Linked DNA regions of Homo sapiens: region 1 is linked to region 2. A link is an interaction called in ENCODE POLR2A ChIA-PET data of the cell type or tissue named here. Cell type or tissue: Panc1. All regions are shown on one strand. Region 1 has its middle 37 kb from the start of LINC02539. Region 2 has its middle 27 kb from the start of PERP.

Region 1 (5,000 bases), 300 kb after region 2:
TCCTATAGAATTTTGTCCTAGAAATCCTTCTACCAGAGACTCTAGAGTGAGTTAAAATGCCAGCTCCTTGTACCTTATTATTCCATCGTTACGGAATACCAACATCAGCATCTTATCACATACAAACTCAGCTGAGTGGGGGCAGAGAGCAGGGTTCCAAGGAAGAAAAATTAAGAATGGGACTGTCTGGGGCACTATGGGGTAGGCACTTCCCTTGGACCAGCCAAGAAGAGACTTCTCATGGAGGCTGAAGGCCTGTTGGTAAAGGGGTGGGAGCAAACCCCCTTCATGGGCATGCCACCAGATCATTCACATATGGCCCCACACTTAACAGGACCTCATGCTCAGTTTAACACTCTGCTGTCAGTCACCATCTTGAAATTCTTAATTTTCTAACATGGGATTCCACATTATCATTTTGCACTGGGCTCTAAAACTGAAGATAAGGATGCAAAGAGAGAAAACGGAAAGAGGCACAAGAAAAGTTATTCCATCTTCATGGTTTTGCATAAGATCCTGTGGTCAGCAGAGCATGGTGGCTCATGCCTGTAATCCCAGTACTTTTGGAGGCCGAGCCAGGAAGATCACTTGAGATCAGGAGTTCAAGACCAGCCTGGCCAACATGGCGAAACCCCATCTCTACTAAAAAACACAAAAAATTAGCTAGTAATTGTGGTGCATGCTTGTAATCCCAGCTGCTTGGGAGGCTGAGGCAGGAAAATCCCTTGAACCTGGGAGGCAGAGGTTGCAGTGAGCAGAGATCGCACCACTGCACTCCAGCCTGGGTGACAGAGAGAGACCCTGTCTCAAAAAAAAAAAAAAAAAAAAAAAAAGACCCTGTGGTCAAAGCCAGGAAGCTTGCAGGATGGCCAGGAGGACAGAGACAGCAGAGAAGCCTCAGGGTGAGCACCAACTAAGGGTTCATGTGTCTCTTAATGAGAGACAGGCTTCTGAGATGTCAGAATGAGGGGGCTTTGGGAACCTCTCGCTTGACATTCTCACCACAGATTTTGCAGCCTCCTTCTCTGCCCTTCAGTAAGACCATCTGTTTCTTGTCACTGATGGCTCAGGCTTTTCTTTGAAGCTGAAGACTAAGAGTTGGATGTCTTTTGCTAATATCACATCACTGACTTTCATAATATTCCAGGAGGTAGCCAGGCAATAAGGTTAATCATAGCTGTGCTGCACACAAAGAAACAATTGCAGCAGAGATGCTAGAGTTCATACAGTACATTTATCATAAAGCTGAACTTTTTTTTGGTAATAATCAGTGGTTACGCCTTGCTGGGAAACAGTCTCAATCACTAATATCATATCTAAGAACGTGTAAAATACCCTCCTGGTTGACACACTATGGTTAGGCATGTCCCCTATCCCTTTCATGATTTGAAACAAAAGATGACAATCTGCTTTATCTAATGCATTTCCTCCGTGAATTCATCATTAGCATTGTCATCTTCCTTTCCAGATAAGAGTTCTTCACGTACAACTAGTCAAACATTTATGTCCTTACATGCAGTTTTTTTTCTTCAGTACAAACGGGAATGCAAATTGATTGAACACTTTGTTCTTCACCTATAACTAAAATAAGGCTGAAAAATGACAAGCATTGCATGAAGGAAAGTCCCCTCTTTGACATTTTTATGAACATCTTTATAAACATTTCATATATTTGGCTCTGTGCTAGACTTAAAGCAAATCCAAAGATAATCTTTGTCCTGGGGCAAGTAATCTTATATCTAGAACACATGGAAGAACACACACAAATGCTTCCTCACTGTTCAGAGGGGGGCCGCAGAATGCGGATACAGAACACCCATGAATTGAGTTGCAGATATTTATTATGCTATGAACATAATACGTTAAAGAACAGAGGAGCTTTTCATTTTAATACAAAGAAGCAGAACGGAGACAGGGGTTTTGCTAATCCTCAAATGAAACAACAGAACGTTTCCAGAGTGACGTACCAGCACGGCCCTGGTGGCCAAAGGGAACTCCCGTTTGTTGTTTATATGCTGTTCTGGGCTATGTCCTTTGCAGTTAATCCCTCATTTAGTCTCCATGAGACATTTCACATTGCCAGCATTGCATAAATATTTGTTTAATGATGACGGATATGAATGTAAATCTTCGGCTCCCAAATAGAAATTTCACTGGGGCTCTTTTAGTCCTATAGAAATTACTTAATGAAAGTTTTTTAGTCCTGTGGAAATCATAAGGTAAAAATAAGAATGAAGAAAGTTTCTTTTTTTTTTTTAAAGACAGGGTCTCGATCTGTCACCCATGCTGGAGTGCAGTGGTGCCATCTCAGCTCTCTGCAGCCTCGACCTCCTGGGCTCAAGTGATCCTCTCACCTCACCTCTGAATACCTGGGACTACAGGCACATGCCTGACTAATTTTTGTGTTTTTTGTAGAGACGAGGTTTAGTCATGTTGCCCAGGCTGGTCTTGAACTCCCGGGCTCAAGCAATGAGCCCACCTCGGCCTCCCAAAGTGCTGGGGTTATAGGCATGAGCCACAGTGCCTGGCCGGAAGCCTCCTTTTAACACCCTTCTCCAGTGATCTTCTCTTCTCTACTTCTTGTCCCCGAAGAGCCTCTCCTTAGGATGGAGAGAAAGAAAGAGGCAACAAGAAAGGGTTGGTCTCCTCGCTGTCGTTGGAGCTGGTTCTTCATTGTCCCAAGAGGTAACCGGAAACATAGAAGCTCCGAGACTGTTTTATTCGTCCTCTCCCACTCAATAGGATGGTCTTTTAGTCTCAGCTCGAACAGTACAGTAAAAGGACCTCAGCATCTCCTGGAATACCCTATTCAACTTTTGAAACAAAAATGTTAAGAAAGTTATTTCACATGTTGAATTAAATATCTGTCTCTTTTTAATTTCTATCCACTGGCTTTGAACTTCTGGAGGGCTTTCTAGCCCCTTTCTCTCTCCAGCCCTTACCATTGGCCTGGAAGAGAGCCATCTTTGTAGAACAATGGAAAGCTGGAAAGGGTCCAGGTTATGCACAAACTGGGAAGTTGACATGCTGTACTGGTCAGAAACATGATGCTTAGAACAAAAAGAATAATAGGGGCCGGGCACAAGTGGCTCATGCCTGTAATCTCAGCACTTTGGGAGGCCGAGGCGGCAGATCACCTGAGGTCAGGAGTTTGAGACCAGCCTGGCCAACATGGCGACACCCAGTCTCTATGAAAAATACCAAAATTAGCTTGACGTGGTGGTGTGTGCCTGTAACCTCAGCTACTCCGGAGGCTGAGGCAGGAGAATCAATTGCTTCCATCCAGGAAGGTGGAGGTTGCAGTGAGCCGAGATCACGGCATTGCACTCCAGCCTGGGTGACAGAGTGAGACTCTGTCTCAAAAAGAAAAAAAAAAAAAGAATAATAGGAACAGATCCTAGGGGAGGCTGGCAACTTTGGGTTTGAACACGTAAGTAATCCCAGTTACAAATCACAAACTAGAAAATTCCAGTAGGCAATCTGAAGTCAAGAAGGAAGTGGTAAGAACTAAGAATAAATGAAATCATTCATGATGAGTGCACACTTTAAGAAGAGAAAAATGAGGTCATTATAGCCCAAAGCAGTTATGTTAATGAGATTACAAACAAGTTAACAGCATTATGACTCGAATATTAGTTTTATAGTAAGATAGAGAATAATAATATGCCAGTAAACCAATCAGAAAGAATAAAAATAGTAAAGTTTACATAAATGACTAATGAGGAAATAAGATATAAATATTAAGTGGGAGGAAAAGAGTGTTATTGGCAATTGGGCTGAACCTGAGACCTAGCTACATGGTAGATGTGGTGGACTACAGGAATTCGCACCTAATAATTGATCATTATTTGTCAAATGAATCCCTAATTATTGCATCAACTTTATGAGGTGGTGGAAATTAACATCCCCATATTTCACAGATGTTAATAATTTGCCTACAGAGAGTGAGCAAGCCAATAAGTTTGAATTTCTTTGACTCTAGCACTTTGCTGCTTCCCCAAGATGACACACTATTTCCCTGGATTGGAAGACAGAGCTTTCTGGGCCAGCCAGGGTGGCTTATGCCTGTAATACCAGCACTTTGGGAGGCCAAGGCAGGTAGATCACCTGAGGCCAGGAGTTCAACACCAGCCTAGCCAACATAGTGAAACCCTGTCTCCACTAAAAATACAAAAAATTAGTTGGGCGTGGTGTCTTGTGCCTGTAGTCCCAGCTACTCAGGAGGCTAGGACAGGAGAAAAGCTTAAACTTGGGAGGCAGAGGTTGCAGTGAGCTGAGATCATGCCACTGCACTCCAGCCTGGGTGACAGAACAAGACTCCGTCTCAAAATAAAAATAATTTTAAAAAAAGACAGAGCTCTCTGAAAGGGTGTCAGTTGATGGGACTTAGGAACTTTCTGCTAATTTTTAATAATATTAGCCCAATTGCATGACCTGTTATGACTAATTGGAAGATTGGATAGATAGATGGATGGATGAAAGGATGGATGGATGGAATAGAATCACAAACAAGGAGGCCTTCAATAGTCAAAGAATGAAAGTATGGATCTAATCATCATTACCTGTCACTCGGATCGCCCTTGGGCCTGGCCCACAAGAACTTAAGTTTGGGTCCTAGGGAGAGGGGCTCCAAACAGAATCTAAAGGACAGTTCTCTAAGATGAGAGCATGGCACTGGGTCTCCTCATATAAATGGTGTTGGCACTCAGCAGGGAGAGAGGTATTCTCTTCACTTCATCAAAGTCCAGACTCTGGCAGCACTGGCTTTGAGGGCCCTGCATGCAAATGCTTCAGGTTCTCAGAGCCTTTGGCTCAGTGAGTCACCTTCAGTTCTGCAGAGCACTGATGAGGAATAACTCAGATGAACATTAATGGCAGATGGTAGTAATATCTTGGAAGCTGACTTCATAGAGAATTGCAAAATGTACATGTTACTTCTTGTTTTTTTTTCTTTTTTTTTTTGAGACAGAGTGTCGCTCTGTCGCCAGGCTGGAGTGCAG
Region 2 (5,000 bases):
GGAGGTAATGGTCTGTTTAAATGCATCCATGGAGGACCTCTGCCTTTCACAGTGTGCCACAGTGAGCTGATGGTTGGTTGACCTGAGTCTTTTATTCACTTTTATAGCAACTCCACAGTTCTTACCATTACCATTGCCCCCATATCTTTCAAGTGCTATGGAGATCATATAAGCTGGTGCTTCCTTTTCTACCCCAATCCAACCCTGGTGAGCATTTCAGTGATTGTGATGCTACAGCCTACAGGAGTTTTCACAGCTACATTCACCAGCAAGAGTGCAGCTCGTGTTAGCATCTGACTGGAGTGAGCCAACTGCAGGATCAATCCTGAGATTACTTCTGGAACCACTTGTCTATATTGGATTTTCTCCCAAAGCAGAACCTGAGGCAAGGATAGTATGTGGGCACAGGCAATATTGGGAGGTAATCCCAGGAATTCAGATGAGAGGTGAGGAAATTGATTGATATAGGAAAAGGGGAAAAACCAATACAGTGTATGTTAATGAGCTGATTGCTCCTGTGGACAACTGGGGCTCAATCCTGCTAGGGAGTCCCTGAGCAACCATGTAGAACTGTCTCATGAGACATGCAGAAGCTGGAGCCCTTATCAACTGCCCTCTGTCCCGTAATGGTTTAACTTTCTTAGGGCATCAAATTCTCAGCACTTCAGAGGGGTCTCATGCATGGGCTGAGCAAGGTGCTCAAATCCCGTAGGCAAAGAGTCAGAGTCACAGTTGCCTGGAGAGTGTGTAGGAGCTGTCCACTACGGCCATGGGGTCTCAGACGTGGGCCAAGAGGTTTAGGAGGATAAGAGGAGGCCAGGCACGGTGGCTTACGCCTGTAGTCCCAGCACTTTGGGAGGCCGAGGTGGGCGGATCACAAGTTCAGGAGTTCGAGACCAGCCAGCCCAATATGGTGAAACCCCATCCTTACTAAAAATACAAAAATTAGCCGGGTGTAGTGGCACGCGCCTGTAGTCCCAGCTACTCAGGAGGCTGAGGCGGAAGAATCGCTTGAACCTGGGAGGCGGAGGTTGCAGTGAGTCGAGATGGTGCCACTGCACTCCAGCCTGGGAGACAGAGTGAGACTCCATCTCAAAAAAAAAAAAAAGATAAGAGGATAAAATTACAACTCAGTAATGTGGCTTACAAACCCTCCATGACCTGACCCCATGTGCTTTTCTAGACCCATTTGTTCAAATTCTCACTCCTCTCCCAACCACTGCCTTGTCCTCCACACACACACATACACACACAGAGTCATGCACACATGCAATTACTGCATTCTACATTCTGCCTATAGCCAACGTTTTGCATTTGCTTGATATTTCATTTCTCCATGCTTCCTCTTTTTTTCTGCCAAGAATGACCTTCCATGTACTGTTTTTGCCTATCAAAAACTTTCTGGGATAGTGGTGATGGTTGCACATTACTGTGAGTATACTTGATGCCACTGGAAATGACTTAAAAGTGGTTAAAATGGTAAATTTTAGCTTATTTATATTTTACCACAATAAAGATATTAAATCATTTAACATTAAAAATAAAATAATATTTAAAACAGAATTATTTTTTATTTCTATATTTATATATAAATATTAATCTTTTTCCATGAGGGTATAGGAAACAGGTTTTTTTTTTTTTTTTTCCAACTTTTAAGTCCAGGGCTACATGTGCAGGATGTGCAGGTTTGTTACATAGGTAAATGTGTGTCATGGTGGTTTGCTGCACAGATCATCCCATCACCTAGGTATTAAGCCCAGCATCCATTAGCTATTCTTCCTGATGCTCTCCCTCCCCCCTTCCCCTGACCCCGACAGACCCCAGTGTGTGTTGCTCCCTGCCATTTGTTCATGTGTTGTCAACATTCAACTCCCACTTATAAATGAGATCACGCAGTTTTTGGTTTTCTGTTCCTGCATTAGTTTGCTGAGGATAATGGCTTCCAACTCTGTCCATGTCCCTGCAAAGGACATGATCTCATTCCTTTTTATGGCTGCATAGTATTCCATGTCATGTATACGTACCACATTTTGTTTATCTAGTTTATCATTGATGGGCATTTCAGTTGATTCCATGTCTTTGCTATTGTGAATAGTGCTGCAAGGAATATACACTTGTTTGTATCTTTATAATGATTTATATCCCTTTGGGTATATATCCAATAATGGGATTACTGAGTCAAATTGTATTTCTGCCTCTAGGTCTTTTTTTTTTGAGACAGAGTCTCACTCTGCCACCCAGGCTGGAGTGCAGTAGCATGATCTCAGCTCACTGCAACCTCCATTTCTGGGGTTCAAGCAATTCTCCTGCCTGAGACTCCTGAGTACCTGGTTTTCCCAGCACTGTTTATTAAGCAGGGATCCCTTTTCTCATTGTTTGTTTTTGTCAGGTTTGTTGAAGATCAGATGGTTGTAGGTGTGTGGTCTTATTTCGGAGGTCTCTTTCCTGTTCCATTGATCTATGTGTCTGTTATACCAGTACCATGCTGTTTTGGTTACTGTAACCTTGTGGTATAGTTTGAAGTTGGATTGCATGATGTCTCCAGCTTTGTTCTTTTTGCTTAGGATTGTCTTGGCTATTCAGCCTCTTTCTTGCTTCCATATGAATTTTAAAATAGTTTTTCTAATTCTGTGAAGAATGTTAATGGTAGTTTAATAGGAACAGCATTGAATCTATAAATTACTTTGGGCAGTATGGCCATTTTCACAATATTGATTTTTCCTATCCATGAGCATGGAATGTTTTCCCATTTGTTTATATCCTCTCTGATTTCCTCAAGCAGTGACTTGTAGCTCTCCTTGAAGAGATCCTTCACTTCCCTTGTTAGGTCTATTCCTAGGTATTTTATTCTTTTTGTAGCAACTGTGAATGGGAGTTCATTCATGATTTGGCTCTCTGCTTGCCTGTTGTTGGTGTATAGGAATGCTAGTGATTTTTGCACTTGCTTTTTGTATCCTGAGACTGCTGAAGTTGTTTATCAGCTTAAGAAGCTTTTGGGCTGAGACTATAGGGTTTTCTAGATACAGGATCATGTCATCTGCAAATAAAGGTTTGATTTCCTCCTTTCCTATTTGAATATGCTTTATATCTTTCTCTTGCCTGACTGCCCTGGCCAGAACTTCCAATGCTGTGTTGAATAGGAGTGGTGAGAGAGGGCATCCTTTTCTTGTGCTTATTTTTAAAGGGAATGCTTCCAGCTTTTGACCATTCGATATGACATTGGCTGTGGGTTTGTCATAGATGGCTCTTACTATTTTGAGGTATGTTCCTTCAATACCTAGTTTATTGAGAATTTTTAACATGAAAGAATGTTGAATTTTATCAGAGGTCTTTTCTGCATCTATTGAGATAATCATGTGGTTTTTGTCTTTAGTTCTGTTTATGTGATGAATCACATTTATTGATGTGTGTTTGTTGAATCAACCTTGCATCCTGGGATGAAGCCAACTTGATTGTGGTGGATAAGCTTTTTGATGTGCTGCTGGATTCAGTTTGCTAGTATTTTATTGAAGATTTTTGCATAGATATTCATCAAGGATATTGGCCTGAATTTTGTTGTTGTTGTATCTCTGCTAGGTTTTAGTATCAGGATGATGCTGGCCCCATAGAATAAGTTAGGGAGGAGTCCCTCCATTTCCATTGTTTGGAATAGCTCCAGTAGAAATGGTACCAGCTCTTCTTTGTACCTCTGGTAGAATTCAGCTGTAAATCCATCTGGTCCTGGGCTTTTTTTTTCGGTTTGTAGGCTATTTATTACTGCCTCAATTTCAGAATTCATTATTGATGTATTCAGGGATTCAGTTGCTTCCTGATTCAGTCTTGGGAGGGTGTTATGTGTCCAGGACTTTATCCATTTATTCTAGATTTTCTAGTTTATGTGCATAGAGGTGTTTATCGTATTCTCTGATGGTTATCTGTATTTCTGTGGGATCACTGGCGATACCCCATCATTATCATTTCTGATTGTGTCTATTTGATTCGTCTCTCCTTTATTAGTCTAGTTACTGGCCTATCTCATTTATTATTTTTTTCCAAAAAGCCAGCTCCTGGATTCATTGATTTTTTTTAAAAGGGTTTTTTGTGTGTCTGTCTCCTTCATTTCAGCTCTGATCTTGATTCTTTCTTGTCTTCTGCTAGCTTTGGTGTTTGTTTTCTCTTAGTTCTGTAGTTATTTTTGTTGAGATATTAGGTTGTTAACCTGAGATCTTTCTAACTTTTTGATGTGAGCATTTAGTGCCATAAGTTTCCCTCTTAACACTGTTAGCTGCATCCCAGAGATTCTGGTATGTTGTCTCTTTGTTCTCATTAGTTCCAAAGAATTTCTTGATTTCTGCCTTAATTTCATTGTTTACCCAAGCGTCATTCAGGAGCAGGATGTTCAATTTCTATGCAGTTGTGTGCTTTTGAGTACATTTCTTAATCTTGAGTTCTAATTTGATTGTGCTGTGGTCTGAGAGACTGTTATGATTTCAATTCCCTTGCATTTGCTGAGGAGTTTTACTTTTGATTATGTCATCAATTTTAGAGTAAGTGCCATATGGCGATGAGAAGAATGTATATTCTCTTGTTTTTGGATAGAGAGTTCTGTAGATATCTATCAGGTATACTTGATCCAGAGTTGAGTTCAGGTCCTGAATATCTTTGGAAATTTTCTGTCTCAATGATCTGTCTCCCACTATTATTGTATGGGAGTCTAAGTCTCTCTAAGAACTTGCTTTATGAATCTGGGTGATCCAGCATTGAGTACATATATATTTAGCATAGTTAGCGCTCCTTGTTGAATTGAACCCATTACCATTATATAATGTCCTTCCTTGTGTTCTTTGACTTTTTGTTGGTTTAAAGTCTGTTTTGCCAGAAAGTAGGATTGCAACCTCTGGTTTTTTCTGTTTTCCATTTGCTTGGTAAATTTTCCTCCATCCATTTATTTTGAGCCTATGTGTATCTTTGCACATGAGATGAGTCTCTTAAAGATGACATACGGATGGGTTTTGGCTCTT

Evidence for each region. Peaks named below come from ENCODE experiments on the same cell type or tissue, not always from the same donor. Only the 100,000 strongest peaks of a DNase experiment are listed, where the experiment ranks them.
Region 1: POLR2A ChIA-PET joins it to region 2 with 9 read pairs; 2 of 35 experiments call an interaction of 5 or more read pairs at or near these places.

Annotation. Positions count from the first base shown.
Region 1 is chr6:137,773,960-137,778,959 of GRCh38, reverse strand. No RefSeq gene overlaps it. Among named protein-coding and RNA genes, the nearest start is that of LINC02539, 37 kb to the right of the region's middle. In Panc1, no CTCF peak of the experiment used is centred here; no DNase peak of the experiment used is centred here.
Region 2 is chr6:138,078,201-138,083,200 of GRCh38, reverse strand. No RefSeq gene overlaps it. Among named protein-coding and RNA genes, the nearest start is that of PERP, 27 kb to the left of the region's middle. In Panc1, no CTCF peak of the experiment used is centred here; no DNase peak of the experiment used is centred here; H3K27ac peaks cover 3,931 bases.